4 separate regions of the Homo sapiens genome follow, and regions 2, 3 and 4 are each linked to region 1. The links are chromatin loops, found by intact Hi-C in ENCODE. Cell type or tissue: A673. All regions are shown on one strand. Links, peaks and the distances in the headings refer to the core of each region. The heading gives the core; the rest is flanking DNA. Region 1 overlaps NOS1AP (nitric oxide synthase 1 adaptor protein). Region 2 overlaps ATF6 (activating transcription factor 6). Region 3 overlaps NOS1AP (nitric oxide synthase 1 adaptor protein). Region 4 overlaps NOS1AP (nitric oxide synthase 1 adaptor protein).

Region 1 (7,938 bases), core at 1,647-6,646:
CCATATATGTGAGCCTGTGTGGATTCAGTCAGAAGGCAGAGGTGTTCAGAAACCAACAAAGTAGTTGGTTCAGTGTTGCTATGGGCAGAAGAGCTGAGACTGGGGTGAGACTTTTGCTCTGAGAAACTAGGCTGAAAAATTATTTCTGCCCGTTGAAATGTTAGAGTTCTATATCTTGAGCCCCAGAGCCTACAGAGACGTGTCTGGGCCTCACTGCAGCTCCCATTATTCCATTATTCCTCCAATAATGGAATAATAACCTCCCATAGGGATTGAGTTACCAGACTGAGTTGACCATGACTTGGTACCATAGCAGCTGGATGACCTTCATGGGTGTCCATTGCCCTAGCTTAGTGACCCTACCAGTGCCTGGACTGGCTGTGTATAGGCTGGAGGGGACTCTGTGTCTGGGAAGACTTCCCTTATCTTCTGAAGCCAGTATGAGATTCTCCTGGCCTGCTCTGCAGGACAACTCTGGAAGCCCTTGTTCTTTTTTTTTTTTTTTTTTTTTGAGACGGAGTCTGGCTCTGTAGCCCCGACTGGAGTGCAGTGGCGCGATCTCGGCTCACTGCAAGCTCCGCCTCCCGGGTTCACGCCATTCTCCTGCCTCAGCCTCCTGAGTAGCTGGGACTACAGGCGCCCGCCACCACACCCGGCTAATTTTTTTTGTATTTTTAGTAGAGACAGGGTTTCACTGTGTTAGCCAGGATGGTCTCGATCTCCTGACCTCGTGATCCACCCACCTCGGCCTCCCGAAGTGCTGGTATTACAGGCGTGAGCCACCGCGCCCGGCCGAAGCCTCTGTTCTTGACCTGGGAACAGTTAGTTCAGAATTGTCTCTGTGCTTTGCACTGCAGTGGAGAGGGTATCCCTCACATTCAGTCTGTGCTAACCTTGGAGGCCTGGGGGCAAGGTTTTCATTCACTCCACCTGAGGAGGAGGAGTTTGGGAAGCATCTCCTATCCTGACACTTCATCCAGCCCAAAGGACTTTAATTTTCATTTTATTTTTAAAATTAACAGTAAAATTGATTTTGGGGGTATAGTATTATGAATTTATGTGTCTGTATAGATTCATGTAACCTTCACCCCAATCAAGGTAGAGATACTTTCAAGTTTTGTGTGTATCAGTAGTTCATTCCTTTTTATTTGTTAAAAATTTGTTTTACATTTCAACCAATTCCCCTCTAACTTTCTGTAACAATACTGTATCACACATGAACTGCTTATTTTCCTTTTTATTTTTGAGTAGTATTCTATTATATGGATATACCACAATTTGCTTATCCATTCACCCTGTGGAAGGATATTTGAGTCGTTTCTAATTTTGGTAATTATAATAGAGCTGTTAAACATTCATGTACAGGTCTTTGTGGGAACATAACTTTCCCTTTCTCTAGGGTAAACACTTAGCTGAGGTAATGCTGGGTCATATGGTAAGTGTATGTTTAACGTTCTAAGAGACTGCTAAATTAGTTTTGGCTGTGCTATTTTCCATTCCTTCAGCAATGCGTGAGAAGTCCAGTGGCTCTGCATCCTCCCCGGTGTTTGGCGTCTGTTGTGCTGGACCCTGTTGACTTCAGTAGGGATGGCACCAGGTTCAAGAGGCCGGAGGAGAGACCCAGAACCGGTGAACAAAACATGTGGTTTATTTGGGGGAACTTACAGAGACGGTCCAGTGGCTGCAGGCTGGAGAGGAGAATGATAACCGCCTGTAAAAAGCATGCAGTTTATATAGCACCCTCACTTGGCACACTTCCCTCAGCAACCTGCATGTGGCAACCCTAATTTCTTGTTATTTCTGTCAGGTGCATCTACCATACAGTGTTTAGTTGTTGTTTTAATTTTATCTATTCTAATATGTATATAGTGGGATCTTACTGTGGTTTTAATTTGCATTTCCCTAACAGCTAATGATATTGAACATCTTTTCATGGGAGGCCATTATTCCAGACTTGGGTGAATACCCTATTGTCTTAGGGAGCTGTAATCAGGTCTGAGTGTGTTTCAATAGGCCCTGGAGCTCAAGATTCAGACTTTAAAAATCCCAGTGGGCAGATATAATTTTTTAGCCTTGTTTCCTAGGCATGAGCCTCACCTGTCTCAATTCCTCCTGTTAGACAAAAACACTGAACCAACTACCAAAACTTGTTGGTTTCTTTACATGTGTTTATTTGCTTTCAATATATCCCCTTTAATCAAGTGTCCATTTGAGTCATTTGCCCATTTTTTACTTCGGGTGTTGTCTACAGCTGTTGAGATTTGAGAGTTCTTTATATGAATGTATTCTGGATACAAATCTTTTGTCAGGTGTCCTATTTGCAAGCATTTTTTCCCAGTCTATTACTTGTCTTTTCATTCACTTAAAACTGGCTTCCACGGAGCAAGTTTAATTTTATGAAGTTCAATTAATCAGTTTTTTATTTTTTATGGATCATGCTTTTGGTATCATATGTAGAAGTTCTATATAAACCCAGGTCACAAAGTTTTTTGTTGTCGTTGTTGTTTCTGTTTTGTTTTTTGTTTTTGATACGGAGTCTCACTCTGTCACCCAGGCTGGAGTGCAGTTGTACGATCTTGGCTCTGCAACCTCTGCCTCCTGGGTTCCAGCGATTCTCTTGCCTCAGCCTCCTGAGTAGCTGGGACTATAGGCATGCTCCATCACACCCGGCTAATTTTTGTATTTTTAATAGAGATGGGGTTTCACCATGTTGGCCAGGCTGGTCTTGAACTCCTGACCTCAGGTGATCTGCCTACCATTTTCTTCTAAAAGTTTTATAGTTTTACACTTAAGCCTGTGATGCACTTTGAATTATTTCTGGCATAAGGTATGAGGTTTATTTTCATGTTCATTTTGGTTTTTTGCCTGATCTGGTCACATCTCACTCTCAGTAGTTCATTCTCTTTCCCTGTCAAGTTTGACTTTAGATTTCCATCATAGTTGGAGGGGGAAACCTGCCTCACATCACAGATTGTTTTTCCTATGGGAAAATAATCCCAGGATTAGGATTTTGCAGTTTGTAGTGGGGGCTTCTTCCCATTTTCATCCTCGTTTCTGAATAGTCACCTTGCTCTGCTTTGGATCCATGTTCAAATCTCATCTGTCTTCGGGGGCCCTCCCACGCATTTCAGTCTCTATCCAGTAGACTCCTTCCTGCACTCTGGATGTCACAGTGGTTGTGCTTGGTAATGCCACATGCTTTAATAGAGCGGAGACAGAAAATTCAGAGGGAACTCAAATGAGGTAAGGCAGGAGTTGGCAAACCATGGCTCATGGATCAACTCTGGCCCACTGAGCGCCTTTATAAATAAAGCTTTATTGGAACATAGCTGCACTCATTTATCTCTGTATTGTCTATGGCTGTTTTTGTGCTGGAGCAAGAGAGTTGCATAGTTGCAACAAAGATCACATAGCTCTCAGAACATAAAATATTTACCACTTTATCTTTTACAGAAAAAAATTTACTGACCCTCGGAGTCAAGGCTGGTACTGGGGATGAGTTGGGTTATGGCACTTTGCTATGGTGAAAACAGTCCTGCAGAAAACAGTGCTCTTCCTACATAAACCATCCTGGCATCTCTTCACCCAAGTTCATTTGTTGTCATAGAAATTTGGACGACGTAATGTCTGGTGCAGCTTTGGAGTTACCTATGGTGATGGGCTGGAAGAGAAGATGAGATGGAATAGAGATCATGTGGTGCATCAGTCAGTCCCAGTGAAGAACGGGGAGACGCAGGGAATCAGGAGTGACTTGATGACCAGCACTGACTTCTTAGTTTCTATGGTCTGCTAAACCTCACTCTACTTTAGTGGACCTCAGTCTTAGCTGCTCATGAGAATCACCTGGGTAGCTTAAAAAAAAAAAAAAAAGCCCAATGTCCAGGCTGCACTCTAGACCAATTACATCAAAACTTCTGGGGGTGGGATCCAGACACCAGTATTTTTTAAGTTTCCCAGTTGGCTCTAGTTTACAGCCCAGGCTGGGAACCATGGTTCCACTTTACAATCCCATAACCCCGAGGAAATATTGCCACCTACTGACAGTAGATAATTATTATGCCTTGAAAGAAGTCAATAACTTCAGATTCCCCTCCATTCTGGGAACTTGTGTATTGGTTACTGTATTTATATCATTTATGTATGAGAGTTGTATGTTAGAGTTTGATTTGGGGCCATCTTAAGGTGGTTGTTCCTGAGAAACACCTCATGTCTCAATTTTTATGTAACTCAGAATATTGACATATATAATTGGTAGGAATCATTGAATGTTAGCACTGAAAGAAACCTTAGAGATGGTTAGTTCACAAAGCTGACATATCCAAATACCTTTTGGACTTACATACTGTGGTTCTGGCTCCTTGCTTCTCAAAGTGTGGTCTGTGGACCAGTAGTGTCAGCATCATCTGAGACTACGCTAGAAATAAAGAACCCTTGGCTCTCCCCAGACCTGCAGAATGGCCTATAAATTAACAAGGTCCCTGAGTGATTTATATGGACCTTCAAGTTTGAGAAGCACCAGTTTAGAGAATCATATAAGTGGAATCTTCTGGGTGTAGCTTCCAGTTTTATTGTAAGAAACTACTTTTCAAAGAGAGCTGCCAGTATTCTGTTAGAGGCTGAATGATTGCTCGACAGAGACAACACTGTGACTTCGAGAGCCCTCCAAATTCTGATTTTATTATTTTCCTCCTCCTTCTCAAATAGTTTCTTCAGTATCTCTCAAGAATTACCTTCTTCATCATACCTTTCATTATACCACGAATATTCACTGGGGCCATCAGTTCTGCCTACTGTAGTTTCTCTCTTCCCAGCCACCTTACATCTGGAACTTGTATTATCCTAATGGATGAATGCAAGCACAGGTTTTCCAAATTTACCCTTATCTCTTGCTCATCATGTTAGAAAGTCTAAGCTCACCCTAAGCGTACTATGGGGAAATTCAACGGGTAGAAGACTTGGGAGAGCATAGGAAAAGCAGTCCCACATGAATGGCTGTGTGACCCCCACATCCTGTCTAGCTCCTATTACCTGATTCTCCAGTGCAAGATAGACTTTTTCAATGTATAACACATTCTTGTGTTCACCTGTGCTGGCATTGGTGAAAACATTGCTACCTTTTCCAGGCAAGGGATTTAGGGACCACTTCCTTATTCTGCTTCTCAGTCTATATAGTGATTTCATCCAGATATTTTCTTTATTCTTACTATGCAGTGCTTGATACATGTCTCTAGTCTTTCCTAGATTTCTCATTTACAGTGTCTCTTCTTCCTGATTCCTTAGTGCTGTTGCCAAGATTATGTTCAGGATTTGCACCTCTATTTTTCACTCTTTTTAAAACCCTTAAGCACCCTCCTACTTTCTATGCAAAACTATAGTAACTTCTTTTCCATTTTAGAACTTTCCCCATCTGTCTGCATCCTTTCTGCCTTCCATCCTCTTCCCTTGCTTCTGGGATTGACCTGGCCTCACCAAATGCCTTCATTTCTATGTTGGTATACATTTGCCCCACCTTCCTCAAGTGTGCCTGCCCATCTAACTCTTCCTACAAGAGCTATGAAGGTTCATATCACATTGAGTCATGTTTAGAGCTGGGAAGGTGTAATCTAACCCAATACCCTGGCTTCACAGAAGGGAAGAATTATACCCTTCTGTAGGGTAGGTGGCTTGCTCAAGGTCACGTAGCTAAGAATGTGAATACTTGCTGTGAAATAGCATTACTATTCAGTGTAGCTTCTTTGACTTCATAATACTTCATGCAAATTGTTTAACCTAACTTCACAAGGTAAGTGTGGGATGTGTGTGGCAGATAGTGAGAGGTGCTGGGAGGTTTATTAAACATGATTGATTACCTTCTTTTCAAGAGAGGTAAATTGAGCCCTAGAAAGACAAAAGGATTCATCATTTGTCTCATACCCACTTTTGGTCTGAGGCAGAAAACCGTAAATCCTTGATTCATGACTCTTCTAAATACTAGGAAACGTTTACTCCTTCTACGTGTGTGTGTGTGTGTGTGTGTGTGTGTGTGTGTGTGTGTGTGTGTGTAGATATGAATCATACTGTGGTAACAGTGTTATCTCTGCCCCACTCCTCTGCAAGACTATTTATTGCTGCATAATGGATGTGTATATTTTGGGGTACATGTGATAATTTGATACATTCATATAGATTGTAACGATCAAATCAGGGTGACTGGGACATTCATCACCTTAAATAAGTACCTTTGCTTTCTGCCAGGAACGTTGTTTAATGTCTCTAGTCTTCCTACTTACATCATATATTAACCATTTAGAGGAGTTTAGAGGACAGTCTAGGCTAGATATTAGTGGAGAATGATAGAATTGACCGGAGTAGGGTTTATACTGTTGTATTTTTATCTTGCCATCCACCTCTGTCTCTTTTTTTACTTAAAGAAGAGAAGATTCTAATACTTGTTTTTAACATGCTGTGAGAGATATAGAGAAGAAAGCAGCTGAAAGCAGCAGATGATTGTTAGTACTGGTACTCATCTTGCTTCATAAATCAGCCCTTCAGGCCCCTTAATCATTTAGGTTGTTGTTCAGCTACCCGTGACCTGTCAGCATGCTCCTGGTCAGAGAAAAGTGATGGCTGTATTCCCGGGGCTATCTCGTCTCCTCTCTACAGGGAGCAACCGCCACTTGGAGCTCCCCTGAGTACACAGTCCGAGATTGCTTGCACTTGAGGCTGCCGCTGCCTTCCATGCCAGGGCCTGTTTGACTTGCCCTATGCCATCATGCTGGTCTCCTGACACTGTGGAAATGCAGCCTCCTCACAGAACATCTGTGTGTGCATGAACCGCTCTTCCACCTTCTCAACGTTCCAAACAGCAACGAGCTTGAATATTTCCTGCCCCAAAGCCCTCCTTAAGTTCAGAAGGTCTCTTTACCATGTTTTTCTGTCCTCACTGGTATTTCATACCCTTCCCACGTTATTGACATGTGTCCCTGGGTGTGGAATGTTCCTGGTCCTGTGAAGTTAATTTCCAATATGTTCTTATTTCTCTTCTTGCTTTCTGTTATAAAATGGGGTTTGTGTGCTCATGAGACAGCTCATTAACCATGTATTGAATGAATGGAGGAATGAATGAATGAATTTTATTTCCTGGAGCCATGATTCTGAGCTACTAAAAGACACAAGTGTTGGGGAACATAACAAGCACAGAGCCAAGAGTCAGGAGATGTAGGTTCCAGATATGGGTTTTCTGCTAATGAACCTGGGAAGTCTCTTATCATCCCTGGGCACTGGTTTCTTCATCTATAAGATGAAAAGCTTGGTCAACCCTGGTGGCCTCAAACATTTCAAATACAAAGTTTCCTCTATAAATTTTTTAATGAACTATTTCAGGCTGGGTGCAGTGGCTAATGTCTGTAATCCTAACACTTTGGGAGGCCGAGGTGGGAGGATTGCTTGAGTCCAGGAGTTTGAGATCAGCCTGGGCAGCATAGCAAAACTCTGTTTCTATTTAAATAAATAATAAAGAAATATTTCAGATGTAAAAAATGTATGAAAGGTAAAGTATGAATACCTAATGCTTAGCACTCTGTGGAATTTCCTCCCAAAGTAATACTTTTTATTTTATTAGCTTTTGATTTAGAAAATGGATGACAACAACTAGCAATAGCACTTTCATAAGAATCTATCTTGTTACAAGAATAGCTATACTTAAAAAATAGTACATATATGATTAAGACACATTGATTAGTTTATGGCAATTCTTAATGCAAATAAAAATGTATAATAATCCTTGCTTTTGTGGCCCAAAGTAGTGTTTCTGAATAGCATGGTCTACATTACCATGTGCATTTTAAAAAACGCCAACTTTTGGCCGTACTTCTGATCTGCTGAATAAACATTTCTAAAGCCTGGGCCTGTGATTCTGCCTTTTTATCAAGTATTCCAAATGGGATTTAGAACTTGAGT
Region 2 (7,938 bases), core at 1,046-6,045, 480 kb before region 1:
TGTTACCTTGTACTCTTTGGTTTCTTGGAAATGTATTTTAATACACTCTACATATTGCTCAGCTTACATGCTGAGTAGGTGTTAAGGATGAAGGAAGATGCAATTGTCACTTGTCACTCTCACCAGTGAGACTGAGAGCATTTCTTTCTCCCATATCCTCTCAAGGTCATTTAAATTTTTTTTTATGATAAAAAAAGTTTAAATTTGCCTTTGACTACCATTTGCGTTTCCTTTTCAGTGAAATGGCTGTTCCTGCCTTTTGTCTATTTTTCGCAAATATTTTCTACCAATATATATCTTTTAACTTTGTTTATGGTCTAGTTTTTATTGTTAAATAGTTTACTTATTATTTGTTCAAATCTATTTCTTCTTCCTTTGTGGCTTCTGTGTGTTCTGACTTAAGAGGGTCTGCAACACCCTGAGAGTAAACAAGTATTCTCTTAAATTTTATTTTTATATTATAATCTTATAGATTATTTTGAAGATGTTATGAAGTAGAGATTATGTCTATTGCGTGATCATGCATGCCATCTTTTCTGTCTGAATTGAATTGCTACTTCTATGTTGTTTCTTTATTCTAACAAAATGAGATAGATTCACTGAATATTAAAAGACTTTGGGAAAATGCGAATGTTATCTTTATGTATCTCAATCATTATGAATTCACCTACTAAATTAAAGAAAATAGCACTGTTGGCTGGGTGGGGTGGTTCACGCCTGTAATCCCAGCACGTTGGGAGGCTGAGGTGGGTGGACCATATGAGGTCAGGAGTTTTAGAGCAGCCCAGCCAACATGGTGAAACCCCCTCTCTACCAGAAATACAAAAACTTAGCAAGGCGTGGTGGCACACATCTGTGGTTGTAGCTACTCGGGAGGCTAAGGCAGGAGAATTGCTTGAACTGGGGAGGCAGAGGTTGCAGTGAGCTGAGATTGCGTCACTGCACTCCAGCTTGGGCAACAGAGTGAGACTCTGTCTCAACAACAACAACAACAACAACAACAACAACAACAACAAAGCACTGCTCCATTCATGCATCTTTCTTTTACAACATTTGGAACAAAGGCAGTATTACAAAATAGAAAACAGAAAAGAATACAAATAAAATTATTTTGCTTTTGATATTCTTTTAAGACCAAATAAGAGAGATTATGGAGAAAGGATATTGGCATTTTAACTGCAACCTTATACTGATACTGAATGTTTGTATGACTACGAACCAAGTTTTATATGTGTGTGTGTGTGTGTGTGTCTCTGTGTGTGTGTGTGTGTCTCTGTGTGTGTGTGTGTGTGTGTGTGTGTAGTTTGTAGGAAGAAATGTAGCAACAGATCAATGATTCATATCTTTAACAGGATGGCATAGACTTACTCTGCATTTTGAGTTATTTTTCCTTTGGTATAGATGGATCATGCTGATAGTCACTTATTACTTAATATATATATACAGTTTCTAATATACCTTTCCTTTGAAGTTACCCTGAAGTGTTTTTCTGTTTATATGTGGGTCTCCTCCTTTTCTATGCAATTTGCTGCTTAAGGATTATACTCATTAATTTTTGTTTTTATTATGCTACAGGAGGAGTTGGATTTGTCTTCTAGTTCTCAGATGTCTCCCCTTTCCTTATATGGTGAAAACTCTAATAGTCTCTCTTCAGCGGAGCCACTGAAGGAAGATAAGCCTGTCACTGGTCCTAGGAACAAGACTGGTATTACTCTATCTCCTAACTTCTGTTATTTCTATTTCAGATTGAGCTTAGGTTCCATTTCTTAAAAGAAAATGCTGGATTAAATTTATGTTTATTAGGCTGGCTTGCTGTTTTTTAATTGGTGGACCTATATTGTTTGTTGTGAGTGATTACCGTGGAGAGGAAAGGGGAGAAATAATCTTTGGTTGTCTCTGTCTTTACAGGTGAAAGATACTTTAAAATAGACTCAGACCCCACCATCTTCAGGAGAGATTTCAAAGTTTCAGTTAAAGATAACTGAATGGAGCTATGACATTTGTTACCTCATTAATCTCTGGGTGTTATCCCGTGATTTTAGCAATTCTCCTTTACCAGTTAGTGTGTCCCATTCCCAAAACTGCAGCTTGGTTAGAAAAGGAGGTAACAGTTTAAGTACTTTTCTTCAGTTCATTCAGGTATATGTACTGTAGCTATGCTTAAACTCCAGTTAAAGATTGTTAATCGAAGTTAAGATAATGTGTAGAGAAAGGTGTGTGATAGAATCTGTTTTTTAGGGCTTGCGTAATTGCTTTCACATTGACTTGTGGTTTGTCTGGTTTTTCTCCAGAAAATGGACTGACTCCAAAGAAAAAAATTCAGGTGAATTCAAAACCTTCAATTCAGCCCAAGCCTTTATTGCTTCCAGCAGCACCCAAGACTCAAACAAACTCCAGTGTTCCAGCAAAAACCATCATTATTCAGACAGTACCAACGCTTATGCCATTGGCAAAGCAGCAACCAATTATCAGTTTACAACCTGCACCCACTAAAGGTACCTGAGCAGAATTTAAGGCTGTGTAAATTTATTTGGAGGGCAGTAAGGGTTGTGTCATATGATTTGTTTTAATTCAGGTTATAATTTCTGAGCACGTGCTGTTTGTCAGGAATGTCTTTGGTTATGAGGACGTTGCAGAGATGACTAATGTGTGGTTCCTGTCATAACAAGGGATATAGCTCTCCAGACCAGTTACATCTGATGGTTATTTTGAAAATCTGGGACACTTTCTTGGTGCCATTTTATTCTGGTGGATAAAATACAGGAACACAAATTTTAAGCTAGTTGAAGGCAGAGTTCAGGTCAGCCAGATTTTTGTGGCTGTGAACTTTTTTTGTTTTGAAGGAATATTTAAAATAATAGGGTCCATTTCAGGTGTGTTATAGCAATAGAATCACACCCTTAATCTCTGAGGAGGCTGCATGGTTTAGTAAACAGTATATTGACCTGGTCATGAGGAGACCTGAACTCTGCTTTCAACTAGCTAAGAATTTGTGTGTTTCGTATTTTATCCACCAGATGGCCTCATACACTTGTGATTCTATGAGAGGTTTATGTCATTATTGAAAGAAGTTCAAGTCTGAGGATTTGGTACTATTCAGATATGGGAGTCATTTCCGTATGGAGATCTCTTAGGTAGATTAGTCATCATTGTACTCATACTGATATCTGTATACACTGGGTACAAGAAAACTTTTGCAGCATTCTTATCTCTGGATTTAGTTTGTTGGCACCAGATATGACTAGGCGATAATGGGGTATGGGTTGTAAATAAACACCAATGTTACATTTGTACTGTATCTCCAATTGTGAATAGGTAGCTCGTTTTTTGGAGCATAGTTTTAATGAGGGTAAATTTGATAAATTTAATTTCCAGATACTCTTTTAGCTTTGTTCTATTACATGGTCATAGACAATATGACATTGATAAAAAGAAGACCTAGATGAGAGAATGGATGAATCAGTGAAAATTCATCCATCAGTCCCACCAAAAATAAACAGACAAACAAACAAACAAAAACCAGTTTGAAATGCCTGCTCTCTCAGTACAAAGTCAGAACTGCTGCCTTTTCCATCTGAAAAGTAGCATTCCTATAGAATAGGTATTCTTGTGATTTATAAATGTGTATTAAGGGTTCATGAACTCCTTGAAACAAAATGCAGGATTTAATGTATGTTCATATGTGGATTATTCTAGGGATAGTCTCCAAAACTTTCATTAGGATCTCATAAGGATCTGTGCCTTCCCAAAGGCTAAGAATTTAAACTAATGAAGAACCTCATTGTAGTTCCCATAAGCTATTAAAATACGTCTATACAAAAAGTCTGACATTAATATGACTAGCGTATAAAGCAGGGGTATTCCTAAGAATTTGCCCTTAGCAGATCATTGACTATGTTTGAGTGATGGAAGATCTTACCTATAATAAGAAGACAAACTGTTCTTTTCTGAGCAGTTTATCAGTTCCAGAAACCTGAATTACACATTATTTGAAACTTCAATACTTTCCTGTCATCTGAAGACTATAGTTATTTTTTTGTGAGCATGTGCTAATATGAGGAACTGCACCTTGCCTGTTTTTTTTCTTTTATTTGAGACAGAGTCTCGCTGTGTTGCCAGGCTGGAGTGCAGTGGTGTGATCTTGGCTCACTGCAACTTCCACCTCCTGGGTTCAAGTGATTCTCCTGCTTCAGCCTCCAGAGTAGCTGGGACTACAGGCACGTGCCACCATGCCCAGCTAATTTTTATATTTTTAGTAGAGACAGGGTTTCACCATGTCGGCCAGGATGGTCTTGATCTCTTGACCTCGTAATCGCCTGCCTCGGCCTCCCAAAGTGCTGGGATTACAGGTGTGAGCCACCGCGCCTGGTGCCTTGTCTGTTTTTATAGTACAATCTAAATAGGTGGTATTATTATAATAACATACAGATTTAAAGTATGTTTTTCATTTATTTGAGAATGGGGAGGAAGAAGGGAAGTATGGGCAAGACATTATACAGTTAATCATGTTAATACTAGTAGTAAATATGTTACCATTGAAAAAGAAGAGGTAATTTCCACAGGTTTAAGACTGAGATTCTCTAGCTTGGAATGTAAAACTCTTCACAATTTGGCTCTAGTTTAGTTTTTTGTTTTTTTGTTATTGTTGTTTGTTTGTTTTTAATAGAGACAGGATCTCACTATATTGCTCAGTCTGGTCTCGAATTCTTGGGCTCAAGGGATCTACCCACCTTGATCTCCCAAAGCTCTGGGATTAAGGCGTGAGCCACCATGCCTGGCCTCCTAGTTTAGTTTTCGAACTTTATAATATTACTCTTTTCTATAAATCCCTTCTTCTAGCTCAACTAATCTGTCATTGTCCTTTGAATTCTCTTGTTTTTCCTAGTTTTTTGGCTCACCATTTTCTACCAACCAGCAACAACTTATGCCTACTTCTACTTCTCAGTCCTCCATGTCCTTTAAGACTGTTTTGAGTAGTGTAGATGAGAGATAATGAAAGCCTGGAATATCAATGAAAGTGGAGAACCAGGATGAAGAGTAGAGATGTTAAAAGTGTAGAATCTTAGAGATTGGTAATTGGATTGTGTAGAAGGAGGCTGAACGATAGAGAGGAAGGTGTCTAGGATGACTTCCGTTTTTCTATCTTGGGGCTTTTTGGGTAGATGATGGCGAAAATTATTGAAATGGGAGACAGAGGTAAAATATGTTGCCCAGATCACTCTGCTAATAAGAAGTGGAGCCAGAACTTGAGCCCAGGTGGTCTGGCTCGGAGTCTATGTGAATAATCACTATACTGTATCGCCTTAAAAAAAAAATGACAGATGTATTCCTTGCTCTCAAGAATTCTACACTTTAATTGGGGGATTAAATTCACATAAACAGTTAAATAACAGTCACTGTGATAACTAATAAATTAATAACTCATGCAGTGCCCTTATGGAAGCTATTATTATATAGAAAAGGAGATTAATAATAATAATAATTGCATTTAAGTTCTTACTATGTGCCAGACACTCTTCTAAGTGCTTAAGTGCATTATCTTATTTCAAATAATATTTACACATTATTTGAAACTTCAGTATGTTTCTATGATTTATGGTGATGGGTTGTGATATCTCCATTTTTTAGATGAGAACGCTAAGTACAGATTATTTGCCCTAAGTCACACACCGATGCTGTTTCAGACAAAGTAGGCATTCAATAAATGTTTGATACATAGTTTAAAATCTTTGAAGAAAGTTTAAAAGAAAGAACTATCAAAATCAGTGAGTTACACATAGTCAAAAAAATATATGGCATTGAATCCAGCCATGTTCCGTTAAGGGGGATTTGCATGTAATGCCAGAGAGGATTTTGAGCATGCTAAAATGGATAAACAGCCTTTGGAATGTCCTTTTTAACTGTTTCCACACTAGGAACAGTAGTAACTATGTTCAGCTGCTATTTAAGGCCCCAAACAATTCTTTGCATTGTAGTTTGTGGCCTGGTCAGCATTTACCAAGTCACCATGAGAGTTTTTTGTTCTTTCACTTGAACATATTGTCATAGAAATTTAGTTGTTTCCCCTCATTCTGTGTTGAACCCAAACATGCCTAGAATATTTAGAGTATCCCTGATTTAGCTGCTGGGTAATTTGAGGATAGTTGGGTACTCTGGGATGAAAAGGCTTGATACAATATGGGAAAAAAAGGAAGCAGCAGTGGCTTGGTAGGACTCAAGCCACATTTGGCCTTGCCTTGGTATTCTTCCATCTCCTTTGTGTGATGCGGTCGTCTCAGCAAGGAGACAGTGGTAATTACACAATTGGTAGTACAGATTTGGATTATTTTTCTTAATTAGTTTAAGAAATATTACAAAGCCCTCTGTACATGTTATCTGCTAGGGCTTTAAATCTGTAACTGTAGCTAGAAATAGGATTCTTTCTTATAAGTTGCCTAATTCATTATATTTACACCTCTTCTGTTCTTTAAAATAGTCCCAAAGTTCCCTGAACAGTGTTTAATTTTGGGGAGGGATCTTTTAATCATAATTTTAAACTCAGAGGATGTAGAACATGGCTTCCTATAATACTCTTCTCAAAGTATTGGTTTAAGTCAGTGGTTCTCAGTCTGTATATTGTGGACCCTGGGATGTGGGTGATGGGGGTAGTAGCTTTATGGCATTTTGCAAAGCATCTGCAAATCCATACTTGAAGCAAGCATTTTCTGTAGACCAAATAATTTATTTCATATATCTTTGTACAGCTCTTCAAATTTTTATAGCTATACTTCTGACTAATAAACTCCAAGTTCATTTTAAATCTTCACTAAATTCTTAGCAGCCTTTTTCCATCATGTATTTTCTCAGTACACAGAAGCTGAAAGGACAACCTTGATGGTTTTGGGTGACCAGGATATTATTTTATATTAAAAGAGAGCCCTTATATTCAGGAGCCTTTGGGGAGAGACTATGGGTTTTCTAGGTGTAGAATTATATCATCTGTGTGAGAGATGGTTTGACTTCCTCTCTTCATATTTGGATGCCTTTTATTTCTTTCTTTTGCCTGATTGCTCTGGCTATGACTTGAGCACTTGGGAATTCTTGTTTTTTGGTTTTTTTTTTCACATTATGATAAATATATATTTTCATAGTGCCAGATTTACTGTAATTTCTTATTGTTATTAAAACCTAACACTTGGTCATATGCTATTTACTTTATGTGTTTCTAATTTTTATTTGCGTATTTGGCCTAAGCATGTTTATATCTGCTTCTGAGTAATTTCTGCATTTTATATGTTTTTACTTCATAAAAGATGGAGGCCACCTCAAAACAAATTAGGCATCAAAGGAACATACCTCAAAATAATAAGAACCATCTATAGCAAGTCCACAGCCAACATTGTAATGAGTGGGCAAGAGCTGGAAGTACATTCCCTTTGAGAACCAGAACAAGACAAGGATGTCCCTCTCACCACTCATATTCAACATAGTGCTGGAAGTTGTAGCCATAGCAGTCAGGCAAGAGAAAGAAATAAAAGGCATCCAAATAGGAAGAGAGGAAGTCAAACTACCTCTCTTCACAGACGATATGATTCTATACCTGGAAAACCCATAGTCTCAGCCCAAGACTCCTAGATCTGATAAACAACTTCAGCAAAGTTTTAGGATACAAAATCAATGTACAAAAGTCAGCAGCATTTCTATACCCCAGTAATGTCCAAGCTGAGAGCCAAATCAAGAATGCAGTCTCATTCACGATAGCCAAAAAAAGAATATAAAGTACCTGGGAATACAGCAAGCTGGGGAGGTGAAAGATCTCTACAATGAGTTACAAAACACTGCTGAAAGAAATCAGAGATCACACAAACAAATGGAAAAACATTCCATGCTCATGGATAGGAAGAATCGATAGTGTTAAAATGGCCATACTGCTCAAAGCAATTTACAGATTTAATGCTA
Region 3 (7,938 bases), core at 1,380-6,379, 130 kb before region 1:
AGCTTCAATGTGAAATACTAGGTGCTTTCCCTACATGGTCTCATTTAATCACACTGGTAATCTTGCAAAATTTCACTTCATAAATGATGAAGCTGAGGTGCTGGGAGGTTGACCAGATGGCTCAAATTCATAGAGCAGCTAGAAAGTGGTGCAGCTGGAATTGGAACCAATGAGACTTTTCATGTGATTCTAATATATATTTTTATTTTTAGAGCATTGGCTTTGAAGCCAGGATACCTGGGTCATAGCCTCTCTCACTTTGATTCTGTAACTTAGTGACCTTGAGCAAGACTCCTGATCATTGAACATTAGTCAGTCCTGCCTTGTTGGAGTAAAACAAGATGTGGGGCCAAAAGACCTTGGAGCTACTTTCTAGTGCTGATGTCTCTCTTCCCTCTTTGTTTCTGGGAAAATCTGTCCTCATCATCCATGTGTGCCCCTCACCTCCGTCTCCTTTCACTGATCGCCCTTGTGTACTCTTTTCTCTTTGACTTCTCTGATTATTTTGTGGCTTTTCTTGCTCTCTTTCTTTCCACCTTTTGGTTAGAGGAACTAATGCCGGGACTTAATTTCTCAGACTTTCTACTTCCCTTTAGCTTACTTGGATTACCTTATCTGAAAAATCATTGCAAAAATAGTTGCTGTTTTGTGATGCTGCTGCCGATGTTAATGAGAATGATTAATTCCTCTGCTATGAGGACTGTTGGGTGGATCACCATAGGAAGTTGGGTAATATGATGGAGTCTTTATAGTGCAGGAGGAGTGGGACTGCCTGAAGGCAGGTAAAGAACTAGAAAACATCTTAAAATTTCTTGCTTAAAAACAGGAAAAGCTATCATTTGTCCATTCATTTGTTTGGTGGGCCAAGCTTTGTACTGGGCGCTCAGGATACAGTGGTGACAACAACAGTTATACCTTGGAGCTACCAATGCAGTCTAGTTTGGAGAGACACAGTTAATCTAAGAAACAGATATTAACTCACAACTCTGATAAGTGGAACCAGGTATAACAGGGAGAACTAACTTAGATGTAGAGCTGACAGAAGATCTAAATGCCAATCACTTCATATGTATTATTTTATTTAATCTTTACAGTGGCTCTGTAAGGAAGATGGATAGAATGACAAGAGTGGACATCCTTATCTCGTTCCTGATCTTAAAGGAAAAACATTCAGTCTTTCACCATTAAATAGGACGTGGGTTTTTGTAGAAGCCCTTTATTAGTTTGAGGAAGTTCCTTTCTATCCATAATTTGGTGTGCGTGTGTTTCTGCGTGTGTGTGTGTTTAAATCATGAAAGGGTATGAAAGGGTATTGGATTTTGTCAAATGTGGGGTTTTTTTTGTCTGTTGAGATGAACATATGGTCATATGTTGAACTAACCTTTTATTCTTGGTGTACATTCTACTTGATCATTGTGTATGATCCTTTTTGTATGTTGCCGAATTTGTCTTGCTAGTACTTCCTTGAGGATTTGAGGACAGGCATTGTTAAAGGCGAAAGCATGTGTAGCATATTGTCATCTTTCTTTCTGCTAACAGTGTAGGAAGTTTTAGAAAAATCCTAAAAATCAGCTTCAAGGACTCAAAAGGTGTAGTATTAATAGTAGTCTGGAGCCATTCCTTGCAGGGTCGTTGCTGACTTGTAACTTACACGTTAAGTGATGTATGTAAAGGTTATTCTGGCTTATAGAGACTCGATTGTTAGGACAGCGTGGAATATATTTTAGAGAGATTTCTAATCAAGAGAGTTTAAAATATAGAAAACTTTATATTTAAGTGGGGAACATGCCAGTTATCTGGAAATTTTACTCATTTGTGGGGTTTCATTCAGCAGTGAGGCTGACAAATGATTAATGACTGCACTGCAGACCCCACATTCCCAACTCCAGGAAGGCTTTTCCTGGTCGCAACTTGCTCAGTCGGAGGCAAATGTGACAGGGTGTTTACCTCAAACTGAGCCCATCCCATGAGGTTCTGTGAGCAGTGTCATAGTTAGCCATTCCCTGATGAGGGGTGGCAGGTGGGGGTGTTTGCCAGTTGTCTCTGTGGTCTGGTCACTGGTAACACTCTGCTTGTGCCATTCACCACTTCCGTCTTCACTCCTCTTTGATTCTGTTGAGACTAATTTCTTGATTCTGCCCTTCCATTTACTCTGGCATTTTAGATCACCTCACTCTGTGTACAGTTATTAGTCTATGAGAATTCAAGGAGGCTATTATGGTAAAGCTACAAATTCTGTACCTTCAGGATCTTCTTGGCTCACAAAGCAAGAACATGATAATACAAAGAATATTATCTCCTTATGATTTTATAATATTTTCTAAACTATAAAACTTTGATCTGCATTATCTAATTTTGATTTGCAGTGGTGCAATCATGGCCCACTGTAGCCTTGACCTCCGGGGCTCAAGCGATCCTCCCACCATGGCCTCCTGATTAGCTGGCACTACAAGCGTGTACCACCACACCTGGCTAAATTTTTTCATTTTTATTTTTTATAGAGATAGGATCTTCCTATGTTGCCTAGGCTGGTCTTGTACTCTTGGGCTCAAGTGATCCCCCCACCTCGGCCTCTCAAAGTGCTGGGATTTCAGGAGTGAGCCATCATGTCTGGCCCATCTAATTTTGATTCTTATGACAACCCTGACATGTAGGTAGTACAGATACTAGGTACATTTCATGAATGAAACAGAGGCTTGGTGAGTTTAAGTACTTAGAATTTAGGAGGTGTAGGATGTTGGTGCTGCGCAAAGCTGAGTGCTTTCGTTCTTCATGTGAAGAATAAGGGATCTCTCTCTATTGTCATCTGACAGCCTTCTCATTTCTTCAGTTTACTGTTCTCCAGTAGTTGGATGACCATTTCCCTCCTTCGGTGTCATGGCACCATTTTTATTTATGTGCCTTTAATTCCATTCCCAAAGTCATTCAGATGAACCAAATAGGGATCCCCGTCCATTCCTTGTAAGTCTTGGTGCCCCACCATTTTTCACTGATGTGTTTTTGACCTTCTGACCATTTGGGTGTCCATACACAGGCATCCTCATCTAGCTCAAGTTGAGTTTAATGTAGTGAACCAGCCCTTGCTGGGGCATTGGCTTATGTTCATCCTGATTACTTATTTCCTACTGAAGTATTAGCATGGTGGTACAGGGTAGGGAGTCCTACACTGGTTCTGATTCTGCCACTCACAAGCTACGTTTTCATTCTTTCTCTGAGCCTTGATTTTCCCTTCTATAAAGTGAAGGGTTAGATCAAATCACATTCGAGGTCACTTAAACTCTGTCATTGGATCTGACTTCCTTATTGGTTTTCTGGTGTTCTTTGTTCACCTATCCATTCCTGGTTTACCTGATACAGGTGATGATTTTAATGATCATACAGCCTTTGTTAGTGTATCCCTTTGCCTCACACCATGTGTTGGACTTTCTTTTCTTTTCTTTTCTTTTCCCTAGGAGAAAATAACCTGCTGGCCAAGTCAGCATCCCAGGTAGGCATGGCAGAAAGTGCTGCCGGCCCAGGGTACAGCCCGGCCTCTGCCTCACACCTGCCTCTGTGACACGAGCCAGAGATTTTAATCACCAAGCTGAAGCTTTTATTCAGGAGCTGATAGTTGAAAGGCCAGAACAGTTTCTCTGTCTTCCTGCTTTTTTTCTCTCCTCTTTGCTGTACCCCTCAGATCCTCATAATAGAAATAATCAGGCCAACCCATCTAAGCTTTTGCTAATGGAGACTAAAAGAACTGAAAGACACAGCCTCCCCATGGGCACGCTGGTTGGATCGTTCTGTCTTACCCTCTGTCCCTTTTAGAGAATTGCATGGCATTAGCATAAAGACAAGTCATCGCAATCATTTTGCACCCAGCCCCTTAATGTTGAGGAGCAGGAAGGATTCTGCTGTGATCTCCGGCACATTCATCGGCCCCTGCTGAGCTACTGATCAATAGTGACACAGTTGCATCAGATGGCCTTCAAATAGTGCTTCCTTTTTCAGATGGGCTGGGAGAGAGAGGAAGAAATATAAGTGCCTCATTCCTCTTAGACTACAAATAAATGAAGACGTGGTGTGCAGCTGCATTTCAAGCATTTTGGAAGCTTTTCTGGTGTATGTGAGGGGTGGGTGGGGGGGTTGGCACTGAGGCTTCTCTCTTGATTGCAGTTGAGAGCAAGGATGCTGCTAAATGTCCACATGGGCGCTTTGAGTCCCTATCCCCACGTCCCTTACACCCTAGCACCTGGAGAGCCCCGAGCAAGCCTCACAAGTGGGGAGTGGGATACCCTGACGCAACTTTTCTCTTTTTCCTCCCCTCCCCCAGAGTATTTAGTAGGAGGTCACTGGCTGAGTGTGTGCCCCGGAATCTGGGGCCGCTCCTGCTGCTGCAGTTAATGCTGCTTTGTTCCATGCTAAATGAGGCGAGAACTTTCACCCTGGTCACATTCATAATCCCGCTCAGCAGGACGCTCAGCTGTGCACAAGAGCAGTTTCTGCAGGCAGGGAAGGGCTTTCCCTTTGGACAGTCCTTTGGAAAGCTCCTTTGGTTCTCTGTTTCTGGAAGCTATCAGTACAGAGGATAGGTTCAGGGACTAACTCAGATGGGCAATCTCAGCTGGGGGTTTCTAGGCACGACCAGGGTATCAGATTTCTTTATGCTTTTGTGTGTTTTGGAGAGAGGACACAGTATGACCAGGAGACCAGCGGGATATGAGGAGGTAGACAGGGAGACCAGACTGCATTTGGGACCCCCAAGGGAGAGAGTTTGGAAGAATGCAGGGGTCCTAGACTAGAAGCCAGGAGCTTGAGGGAGACTGAGCCCCTTCTCTGCCATCTGCTAACTGCTTTGGGCCTCACTGTCCTCTGTAAAAGAAGGGAGTTACCCCTGAAACTCACATGTTGTATCCTGTGTGCTGAGGCTGTAGAACTGAGCAGCTTCAGAAAGGAGATGAGAGCTGGGAGTGCAGCAGAGGCAGGGACCTTTACGTTATGCCTATTTCTGGGGGCCCTGTCCTTTCCTGCGGCCTTGCCTGCGCTAGCTAGTCACTGGGGCTTTTACAGACCCATAGCAGAAGATTCTGCTAGCCTCTTCTGAAGCATGTTTTCTTGTTCTTAATGATAGTTAACTTGGCTGGTCATAAATCCTAAATCTGCCTCCTCTGAGGTGGGGAGCAGTTAAAATCTCCACTTGATTTTCTTGTTTTTCCAACTGTCCCCTTCTGCTGGTTTCCTTGGAGTTTCCTGAGCACATGCACAGTTGGGGTCCTGAAGACCTGGCTGGGGTTTACACATGATTTTGGAGGCTTCCCCTCTGTGACTCCCTCCTGCCTGCCCTCTCTTTTAAGCTCCTCTGGCTGTCCCCGTCTCTGGTATCCAACTCCCCAGGGTGTCAGAGTGAGCTTTTCTGCCTGAGCTCCAGCCAGCCTGCACTGTGCCTGTGGGGTTGTGCTGCCAGACGAGATGCCCCACACCCAAGCCTCACCAAGAGCAGTTCCCTTCTTTCAAAGCTTGACTTCCCATAATCTCTGCCTGTTTTTTGTCTCTTTCCAGGGCTTTTAAAGTTACTATTATTATCTTAAACAATAGACTTTATTTTTTAGAGAAGTTTTAGGTTAAGAGAAAAATTGAGAGGCAAGGCCAGAGTTCTCATACATTCCTTATTATTAACATCTTACATTAGTATAGTACATTAGTTACAATTGATAAGCCAATATTGATACATTATTATGAACTAACATTCACAGTTTATATTGTGGTTCACTTTTTGTGTCCTGCGTTCTATGCAGAGCTATTTTTTCTATCTTGTTCAGAGTTCCTATTTGTTACTTGTGGGAGGCTTAGTCTGATACTAGCTACTCCAACTTTATCAGAAGCAGAATAATCTGATGCATTTATTTTTGATTGATAAATACAAGGCCGGGCGCGGTGGCTCATGCCTGTAATCCTAGCACTTTGGGAGGCTGAGGCAGGCGGATCACGAGGTCAGGAGATTGAGACCATCCTGGCTAACATGGTGAAACCCTGTCTCTATGAAAAATACAAAAAATTAGCCAGGTGGGGTGGTGGGCGCCTGGAGTCCCAGCTACTCTGGAGGCTGAGGCAGGAGAATGGAGTGAACCCGGGAGGCAGAGGTTGCAGTGAGCCTCTGAGATCGCACCACTGCACTCCAGCCTGGGCGACAGAGCGAGACTCCGTCTCAAAAAAAAAAAAAAAAAAAAAAGATAAATACATTTTTCCCTTGTCTCTGGAAGCACCTGACATAAACCTTGTGAATAAAAGGAGTTTCCAGAAGAAGGTGATGGTGATGGCAGAAAGTCTAACAAGTCTATGGATGGCAATTACATTGGTGAATGTTTCGAGCTTTCTGTCTTGCTGCTTTTCACATTATGATTCGTGTACCAGGGGCCACAACAGTAGAGTTGATTGGTGTCTTCAGAAGTTAATCTCCAGAAAATAGGGTGGAAGCCAGCAAGTGAAAGCACTTTATGAAATATTAACTTAGTACTGAGGCTGAGGTTGTCCAGAAACTTATAAAAAAATTTGAAGTCTTTCAGTTAACTTTATTTGCAGTTAGCTCCTGCTTATCTGGAAGATAAGATAGAACAGATACAGATAATCCCATATCTTGATTACCTATACAGTTTGCATCTTCTGTATAGTTTTTTTCTTTCTAGATGTTAATGAAAAAGAAGTAGGCCCTGGTATTTTTAAACTCCTTTACCTTATTTCCCCTTAAGCTCAGTGGTCAATGTTCTGAATAGAGGCCCTGTTTGATGTCTCACAGCAGGGATTCCTGGAAGGGGGGGATGCAGGAATGCTACAGAAGTCTTACAGAAGGCTAGGTGATTAAAAATCCACCAGCAGGAAGGTTTAACATACCACCCCTCTCGGTAAACCAGGAATTGCATGTGCTACTGTAAAAGCATCTGGCTTAGGTCCAATTGAAGTACCTGGATAAAAGTCAAGTAAGTTTTGCTGTGGGACTATACAGAGTGTAATGGAGGGCTGGAAGGAGCAGGCTGATGCCTCAGATGCCGGAACACCAGGCAGAATCCAGGACTCAGGATGCTCCTCAGAGGAGAGATTCTCCCATGGGCACTTGGGGTGAATCTGTGTTCATTTTTGGAGGATTCCACTCAGTCAAATGTATTTTGAGCATCTCCTGTGTACCTGGACCTGTGGGAGGCACGGTCAGCTAGTGATGACTAAAGCATGTTTTAGCTGTGTGTTCTAGACAGGAGAATTGCATGGAGGTATGGGAGTCCTCTCTAAGGGTATCTCACCTACCCTGGGGGTAAACAAAGGGGAAGTAGAGATTAAGCAGAAATCTACAGGATCACGAATGTTGGAAGATTAGGGGACGAGTGGGTAGAAGAGTATTCTGTGCACAGGGAGGAACATGTGTAGATGCCCTTGAATGTGAGAAGATACGGTGTGATTGAGGAACTTCTGAATAATTGGCAAGGCCACTGGTGTGAGATGAAGCTGGACCATGTGGCTATGTAGGCCATGCTGAGGATTTTGATTGCCATCTTTGAGCAAATGGAAGCAAGTGTGGGAGGTTCTTAAAGAAGGGAATAAGATGACCCAATTTGCTTTGTAAAGAGATCACTCTGGCAGCTTCATGGAGAATGGTTTGCAGAGGGCCATGTGGGTACTGGAGAAACCAGTAAGGAGGCCATTGTATAGACAAAGTGAGAGAGGAAGATTTTCTGGGATCAGGTAATGGCAGTGTAGACAGAGAGGTAGAGGGGAGAGAATTGGGAGGTCCTGATCACTGATTAGCTGTGACGGGTAAGGGAGAAGCACGTTCGGGGATGACTCAAGTTTCATGCTTGAAAAACCGGTGGATTTCCTGGGGGCTGCTAATCAGGATGAGGAAGGCTAGAGGAGGAACATGACATGGGAGAAGGAGGGGAAAAAGGATGAGTTTCCATTTTGAAATATATT
Region 4 (7,938 bases), core at 1,955-6,954, 110 kb before region 1:
TTGCCTGGTGTGGTGGCTCACACCTGTAATCCCAGCACTTTGGGAGGCCAAGGCGAACAGATCACCTGAGGTTGGGAGTTCAAGACCAGCCTGACCAACATGGAGAAACCCTGTCTCTACTAAAAATACAAAATTAGCTGGGCATGGTGCCGCATGCCTGTAATCCCAGCTACTCAGGAGGCTGAGGCAGGAGAATTGCTTGAACCCAGGAGGCAGGGGTTGCGGTGAGCCAAGATTGCACCATTGCACTCCAGCCTGGGTAACAAGAGCGAAACTCTGTCAAAAAAAAAAGAAAGACTTCCTCAAACTAATTACATTGTTGTTCTTATCAACATTAACCAGAATTGAGTACAGACTGCACTATGTGCTGTTACTGTGTCGGGCTCCATGCAAAGCACTTAACAAGATTTGTTACTTTATCCTTATAACAACTCTGTGTGGTGTAGGTGTAATAATTATCCCATTGTCCAGATGAGGAAACTGAGGTACCAAGAGGTTAAATAACTTGCCATAGCTCGCAGAGGTGGTAAGTGGGGAATCTAGGATTCACTTCTAAGCTTGAACGTGGTATGGTTGTGGTATGGAACCAAGGCAAGACTCCAGTCTGCTTACATCTGACTCAGAGATCCTACAAGAACATGCCGACTGTCCCTGTTTAACCAAATGTCAGTCCAGGCAGCATTGTCTGTGTCCCTGATTGTGCCTTTCTCTAGTCTGGGAACACTGCCAGGCAGTGTATGTCACTAGATGTAAATAAGGCCATTATTTGATTTTATGAAACTCTTTTTGGAGGTTGAGACTTGTATATTCTGTGTGACACTCCCATTTGGATATCCCAAAGGCACCTTAAATTCAATATGTCAAAAAACTGAAGTTATCATTTCTGCAGTCTCTCCTTTTTGCCCTGAAAAAGAACATGCACTTGTTTTTCATATTTCCTTATCTCTTGGAAAGACATCTTGACCACTCAAGAATGTAAGCTGGAAACCTCAGGGTCACCTTTCTTCTCTGTCACTACCCCTGGCTTAGGTCACCCTTACAGATGTGCCTCTTAAATATTTTTCAATCGTGTCTCTCCCTATTCCTTCCTACCAGTGCAGCCCCAGACTGTTGTGTTTCATAGACAGCTGCCGCAGTGCCCTCCAGACTGCCACCATGCCTTTGGCTGTGCCCTCCCACCATCCTCCACACTGCTGCCTGGCTCATCTGTATAAGGATGATTCTGTAGGCATTGTCCTACTTAAAACCATGTGGTGATTCCAGGCTTGAGTCTGAACTCAGAGCAAGGCACATGGCATTCTGCCTGGCACCTGAGGCCACAGCAGCATATTATAGGTCCGCTGTGCCTTGTGCCCTGAGTATGTCCTGTTGAGGCCACTTCTATTCCTCCTCTTCCTTCTACCTGGGAAGCACTCCCTTCCCATTGCGGCTGAAGCCTGTCTCTTCAAACCTCAGCCCAACTTCTGCTTATCTTCCAGAGCCTATTTGAGCTTTCATCCCTTCTAGAAGCTTTCCCTGATGTTGGCAGAGTAGTTTTCTCTTCTTTTGTGTTACCATTACACTCTAGAGAGACCTTTGTTTCTGCATGCATCACAGTGTATTTGTCTTTTTGAAGGCAGGGACTCTGACACTCATCTTGACAGCAAAGGGGTGAATTACTCAACTGTCAATTCTTTTGTAAAATGGACAATGTCAACCCTGTTAGAAGTAAATGCAATAATGGGTGTCACGTCCTTAGCACCGTGCCTGGCCCATAGTATATACCCAGTGGACACCTGTACCTCCTCTCCACATCCCTGTTGCATGGTGACTGGGCCCAGAAGGCAGCTAGAATTGGCAACTCAAGCCCTTTTGGTCAGGATCCTTTGCTGGGTGGAAGCTCCTCGCCTACTAATGCGGGTGCCCTGTGGCTGAATCTGGTGAATCCATCAGGTCCAGGTTGAAAACTACTGAGCAGAGCCCTGCTGCCTCTGGGTATTCTGTTCACCACCCAGCCCTTTTGCATTTAATGAATGTAAAAAATAATGGGGCAGCTGCTGTTCCTTACTCTCTCTTCCTGCTGCACTAAGTCTCTGCCTCCCTGGAGAGGCATTTAACCGCACGAAGGTTTATGGTGGAAATGACAAATTGCTTCTTCACAACGAGCTCACCCTGCTTTCTAACCAGTTGGAATCACCCTTGTTCATGTAATATTAGCAATTTACCTGTCTCCTTAACCACTAACCATCCTGAGAGGATTTGGCATTCTTTGCAGCTGTTAATCCTCTCATCACCTGAGGGCTTATTAAATAGGTGGAGTGTACATCTAGCCTTTCTCCTACAGTGAACAGTCATTCATGATCTTTTCCTTTTTACTCAGCCTCTCTCCTCAGCTGCCTGAGCCCAGGATAAGGCAGGGTCCTCCCCTCTAGAGGCCACAGCGGAGAGAGCTGGGCTCTGGACCGGGGAGTCCCCGGTTTGACTCCTTGCTTGGTCAGGACTTCCTCAACATAATCGCCTGGCCCTGGTGCCAGGGTGGTTGTGGGGCTGAGGGAGGTGCCTGTGCAGCCCATTTCCCTGTGGAGGTCAGTTGCCCCTTTCCTTTCCCTTCATCAGGCTCAGGCCATCCTTGGGGCAGCCCTGCTATCTGAGGGGGTCTCTCCCGAGCCGCTAAGACATAGTCCTCATTCATATTGGGTGTTGTTGACAATCATCCCATCCTCTGCTGCTTCATTTTGTGACTTGTGGACCCAAGTGGGTCTTTGTTTATCCTGATCCAGGAGAGCTGGGAAGGGAGACAGTTTGAATTGCTCCGGGCATATGTTACTTGTTAATATTTTAAAATTTGACTTGTTGCAGTTTTTCAGAGGTATTAATCTAAAAGCCATTTCATGGAAAAAAGCAACAAGGAACTGGTTTTATTTCTTTTAGGTGACACTAATAACCAAACATGAGACACATCAGAATTTAAGTGGCTAGTCAAAAAAAAAAAAAAATACCAGTGAAAATAGCAAGTCTACATTGATGTTAGTTGTTATATAACAGGCGCTGTTCTAAGCGTTTTGCCTGTAGCAACTCACTGAATCCTCATAATTACTTTATGAAGAGGAGATTCAGTAACCTGGTCACATAGGCAATGAATGGCCAGGATTCGGGCTCTAAAACTGGGTCTCCTGACCACGACGATCCCTCTCTAGGGCTGATGGAGATCATCACTAAATCACCTCCTTTGGGATTCTCTGCTCGTTGGAAATGGAGTGTTACCTGCAGAGTACTGCTGTGACCTCTCCTTTAGGCCTCTCTGTGCAGAGACTGCAGTAGTCTGTGTTAGTGCTGTCCTGTTGAAGCTGGTCCACACTTTTCTGGACTTCTGGTTGAGCCAGTCTGCTCAGATACGAACTTCCAAACGAACCTGTTTCTCTTTGGTCCTCAGCCAGGCTTTGTGACATCAGCTGCTACAGCTGTGGAAACAGTTGATAAACAGGGTCAGGCTGCTCAGAGGGAGAATGTGGCAGTAGGGTCCCTGGCAAGGGTTGCCTGCTCACTTGGAAGGGCAAAGGCCTAGAAATCCACGCGCAATTGATGCACAAGCTGTCATTGTGCTGAGGCTTGTGGGCAGGGGGGTGTGTTTCTCTTTCCTTCTCCCCTTTTCTTCCTCTCTTTCCCTTGCTCTCTTTCTTTCTTCCTCCTTCCCTTCCTCTTTCCTTCCTCCCTTTCTTTCTCCTTTGAAAAACTAAGATGAGGTCCTGGTAAAGATAGTACATAGAAGAGAGGCTTCAAGCCTCAAAAAGTTATTTCGATAATATAGTAAGTCACTGCTCCTTATTAAATAAGAGGCCTAAGGGGCTGAGGTGGTGAGGGATTGAAGTGAAGTCTGGCTTGGTTCAGGCCTGAATACCCAAACCAGGCCAGCTTTGGGTTGGGTTGGCTCTGCCTGGCATGAGGAGACATCCAAGGATTCCGTCTCCCTCAGAGAGCCATGCTGGGAAATCTTCTAAGCATTGGACTTTGAGGTTAAAATAAAGAGTCTTGCACCCTTGGCGGGGATTTCTGAAAGATTGATGGGATTCTAACTGCCTAACAGTTCCATTTCCAGATGAGCGCCCTCCGTGCATGGGCTTTGCAGCAGCTCTCTGCCTTTCCTTGCCAAATGACCCTATTTGATCTGGAGCCCTGGCTTGACTTTTCTCTTCAGCATCTGCTGTTTTCTGACCAATCCCACACCTTCCCCTGGTTTTCTCTTTTACAGAAATCCTTTCTTCCAACTTGATTAGATTTCTTTGTTGGCTTGCACATCTGGTCTTCATTTAGTAGGGATGACACTTAATTGAAGTAAGAGTTTGGCTGCCTTTAAATTTAACAACTGCACCCTGCTGGGGGTGCTAATGAGGAGTCAGTAGCTGAATTGTTTATTGAAAGAGATCATATTGATTTGTGATTTTCACTTAAGAAATGCATTCCCATACACCCCTGCATTTAGTTGCTTAGCTGGGCACTCAGACAGCTGCTTTAAGAATCCAGTACCCTTGTCTCTGGAGAGGCGTTTCTCCTCAGTGTGCATGCAGTACTACTGTATGCACGTGGCATGTGTCCATCTGTCCTCACAGAGGAGACTGTGCATTGGTAGAGCTGGAGGGCTCCTGTTGTCCACCCAGCATGCCACTTTGAACCAGCTCCTAAAGCATGAGGTCCATCATGTCTCTATTCAAAAACTTTCAGTGGCTCCTCATTGCCTGTGAATGAAATATGGAATCTCAGCGGGCGGTCAGGGGCCTCCCAGTCTGGCTTCACTGTGCCTGTCCAACTCATTTCCTATGATTGCCATGCAGAAACCCAGTTCTCTGGCCACACCGAATTTCTTACAATCTTCCCATTCACTTGGCCATTCTGCCTTTATGTTTTTCACTTTCTCTGGAATTTCCTCCCTCCCTTTCCTGCCTGTATGGTCTCAGTTCTTCAAAGCCCATTTCAAATGAAAACCTTTGCTACGAAATCTTCCCTGATTCCTCTCACCTATAGTGCACCCCTTTGAACTCAGACACCCTCTCTGTATTTCTCTTCAGGTATTTTAGCTCACTTTATGTTATAATTGTTTTTATGATTGTTGTTTATTCTTATTCAACAGAGTCACTACCTGAGAGCAGTGACCTTGTGTTGGTCACATGTGTCCCCTGAAGGATACAGCTCAGTGCTTGGGGTAGTAATAATTGATATTCTTGAGTGCTCACTACATGCCAGTTCTATTCTAAGCACTATACATGTATTCATCTTGGTTGATCCTCACAAAAGCCCTTGGAGGGAGGTACTGTTATTAGCCCCATTTTACAGATAAGGTAACTGAGATCTAGGCTGAGTAACTTGTCTAAGGCTACCCAGGTAGCAAGCAGCAGAGCTGGGGGTCCACCTGGGCCTTCTGAATCCAGGCTCTCAACTAGTAAGCCACATGGCTTCTTTCATTAGGTACTTGCTCAATACATATCTATCAAGAAAAGTTGTACTGAAGTTAAGAGATATAGGGGAGCAGGAATAGGTTAGTTTAAAAACAAGGAGAGGGAAGAAGAGAAGGAAATTAGAATGGGCCAGTAGGAAAAGAAAAGAAAGGAGAAGTGCTAAGAAACCAAGGAACAGGCCAGGCGCGGTGGCTCACGCCTGTAATCCCAGCACCTTGGGAGGCTGAGGCATGTAAATCACTTGAGGTCAGAAGTTCGAGACAGCCTGACCAACATGGAGAAACCCTGTCTCGACTAAAAATACAAAAACTAAAAATACAAAAATTAGCCGGATATGGTGGTGTGCACCTGTAGTCCCACACTCAAGAGGCTGAGGCAGGAGAATCGCTTGAACCAGGGAGGCGGAGGTTGCAGTGAGCTGAGATTGTGCCATTGCACTCTAACCTGGGCAACAAAGAGTGAAACTCCATCTCAAAAAAAAAAAAAGAAAAGAAACCAAGGAACAGAAGAGACAGGCAGCTAAACGGGTGGAGCTCATCCTGCAGGGAGGCTTGGGGTTCATGCTTTTGGATTTGGGGTGGGGTCCAGGGCCTCTGGGATGCCAACATGCTGGGGAAGACACAGGGGCTGTTGGTCACTGTACTTGGATCCCAGCACACTCAGCATTGTTGCTGCAAATACTCCAAGTGTGACTCAAGGCTTTTACCCAAAGGGATGGAGCGGGAGGGTGCAGAGATCAAGATCCTCATGCTCCTTTTCTGGGAAGGAACCTGAGGCATGAAAAGGTTGTGGCTTGCTCTGGATCCCACAGGGCAGCAGTTCTGGCTAGAATTCAGGTCGTTTGTTCTTTCTGCTTTAATTTCCTGCTTTATAAGGAATGGCACATGACTTTCTCTCCCCTTGCTGTTATTGGAAAGGGTTATGTAACCCTGGTGTCATGGGGCTGCTCATCATGGTCTTGTATTCTGCCTGCATCTCCTAGATCGTATGTCTCCCTGCCTCAACTGCTTCCACTTTGGTCCAGTTCTCAGCCATCTCTTCCTGCCTCAGTGGCTGGCTTCTTCCTGTGCTTTACTTCTGTACTGGTCTTCACTCCTGCTAAAGTTGCATTGTCTAATCTTTGTCTCAGCCATCCCCACCCCTGAACTTGGAGCCTTTGGGGACTAAGGATCCTGTAAGTGAGCTCTTAGGCCCTCACCCTTTATTAAGGTCTTTCATCAGGCTCTCCAGCCTCTCTTTCTGAACTCATCTCCTCTCACCTAACTTCCCAGTTTGGGCCTCCACTCTTCTCTGGAGAGTTCTTTTCATCTAGTGGCATCTCTTCTCTCTTGTCATGCTTCTCCTCATGGCCATAGAACAACCAGCTGTGCCAGCCTCTCTCCTTTCATGGAATCTCCCTGTGCAATAAAGGAAAGCTGAGGACATTCTCCCATACCACCCTTTTTAGGCCATATATTTCCTCCTTAAGCCACCTTAACCCGTTAAATGGAAAGGTGTCATTCCCAAGAAAGCCACTTAGCAGCCCCAAGGTTGGGGCTTCAGCCAGTGAGATGCTTGATGGTATTAGATGGGAAGATGCTGAGTTGCTCAGTGGGAGAAACTTCCCCAGGCCTTACTCAGCCTACCCACTATCTTTTACCCATCACCAGTAAGACCTCTCTGTAAAGCAAACCAGAAGTCCAAGTTCAGATGAACCCATGACGGGTTGTGGGGAGAGGGACAAGAGGAGACCCAAGCACCCACCAGTAAATGGCAACTAAAGAGGAAACTTGTTGAGCCTATACTGGAGAAGAACACATCTTAAATTTTCACATTTTGTGGGTGGTAGGGTAGCTGTAGCAGTAGAAACATACATTATGAGCATCTTGGCTTTGTCTGAATTTTGAGAAATGGCAGTCACAGAGACTCTTCTATATGCATATCATCCCTTGACACAAAAGAATGGCTATCCCAGTCTGGAGTGGGGGATGTGGGCCTGTGAATGGGTGTGCCCCAAGTCCACATGATGGCTTTGCTATTGAAACCCTCTAGATGGCCATGACTCTGTGTTGCCAAATTACTTAACATTGCAAACTAGTGGCCTACAGGAATAATCTTGATGAGGCGGGTGGTTTAAGTGGAATGTCAGCAGGTGGTCATTGGAGATTATTGTCATATATCACTATTTTCTGTGACCCAGCCAACTCTTTGGTATATGTATGTGCTTTCCCTTCTGTCAGGTGAGGAAAGGTTTTTTTTGTTGTTGTTTGTTTTTGTTTGTTTGTTTGTTTGTTTTCATCTCAAGGTTTTGCATAGATTAACCAATGGATGGTCATGAATCATTTAAATATGAATCATTTAAATAACTATGCTGATGTTGAGACTGAGCCTTGAGATTCTGCTATTCAGGCAGCAAACTTCTCTGCCTGCTAGTTGAGTGTTATTCTTAACCAAACACAAGTTCACCCTTGCTCAATAGGAGGTTTTTTTTTTGTGATGGGGTCTCAGTCTGTCACCCAGGCTGGAGTGT

Evidence for each region. Peaks named below come from ENCODE experiments on the same cell type or tissue, not always from the same donor. Only the 100,000 strongest peaks of a DNase experiment are listed, where the experiment ranks them.
Region 2: a loop joins it to region 1, with 6 times the contacts of the local background. A loop is called at or near these places in 14 of 110 quality-filtered maps.
Region 3: a loop joins it to region 1, with 2.1 times the contacts of the local background. A loop is called at or near these places in 4 of 110 quality-filtered maps.
Region 4: it touches region 1 in a loop (2.3-fold over the local background); 3 of 110 quality-filtered maps call a loop at or near these places.

The regions. Positions count from the first base shown.
Region 1 is chr1:162,272,671-162,280,608 of GRCh38, forward strand. The region is part of intron 2 of NOS1AP (nitric oxide synthase 1 adaptor protein); the gene reads left to right. Among named protein-coding and RNA genes, the nearest start is that of MIR556, 66 kb to the right of the region's middle. In A673, for the core only: a CTCF peak has its summit at 4,028 (motif pointing left); DNase peaks (open chromatin) are centred at 3,180 and 4,011; H3K27ac peaks cover 3,561 bases.
Region 2 is chr1:161,789,833-161,797,770 of GRCh38, forward strand. It overlaps ATF6 (activating transcription factor 6), which reads left to right. Exons shown (of 16, transcript NM_007348.4): 5 at 1,576-1,705; 6 at 2,292-2,495. Among named protein-coding and RNA genes, the nearest start is that of ATF6, 27 kb to the left of the region's middle. In A673, for the core only: a CTCF peak has its summit at 2,994 (motif pointing right); a DNase peak (open chromatin) is centred at 3,049.
Region 3 is chr1:162,141,146-162,149,083 of GRCh38, forward strand. All of the region lies in intron 1 of NOS1AP (nitric oxide synthase 1 adaptor protein), which reads left to right. All of the region lies in intron 3 of LOC105371475 (a long non-coding RNA gene), which reads right to left. Among named protein-coding and RNA genes, the nearest start is that of MIR4654, 12 kb to the right of the region's middle. RefSeq lists enhancers at 3,710-4,424, 3,814-4,108. In A673, for the core only: no CTCF peak of the experiment used is centred there; DNase peaks (open chromatin) are centred at 3,886, 4,426, 4,956 and 5,366; H3K4me3 peaks cover 1,797 bases; H3K27ac peaks cover 4,494 bases.
Region 4 is chr1:162,165,039-162,172,976 of GRCh38, forward strand. All of the region lies in intron 2 of NOS1AP (nitric oxide synthase 1 adaptor protein), which reads left to right. It overlaps LOC105371475 (a long non-coding RNA gene), which reads right to left. Exons shown (of 4, transcript XR_007066699.1): 2 at 6,689-6,826; 3 at 3,244-3,440. Among named protein-coding and RNA genes, the nearest start is that of MIR4654, 12 kb to the left of the region's middle. In A673, for the core only: a CTCF peak has its summit at 4,355; DNase peaks (open chromatin) are centred at 2,063 and 4,333; H3K27ac peaks cover 3,601 bases.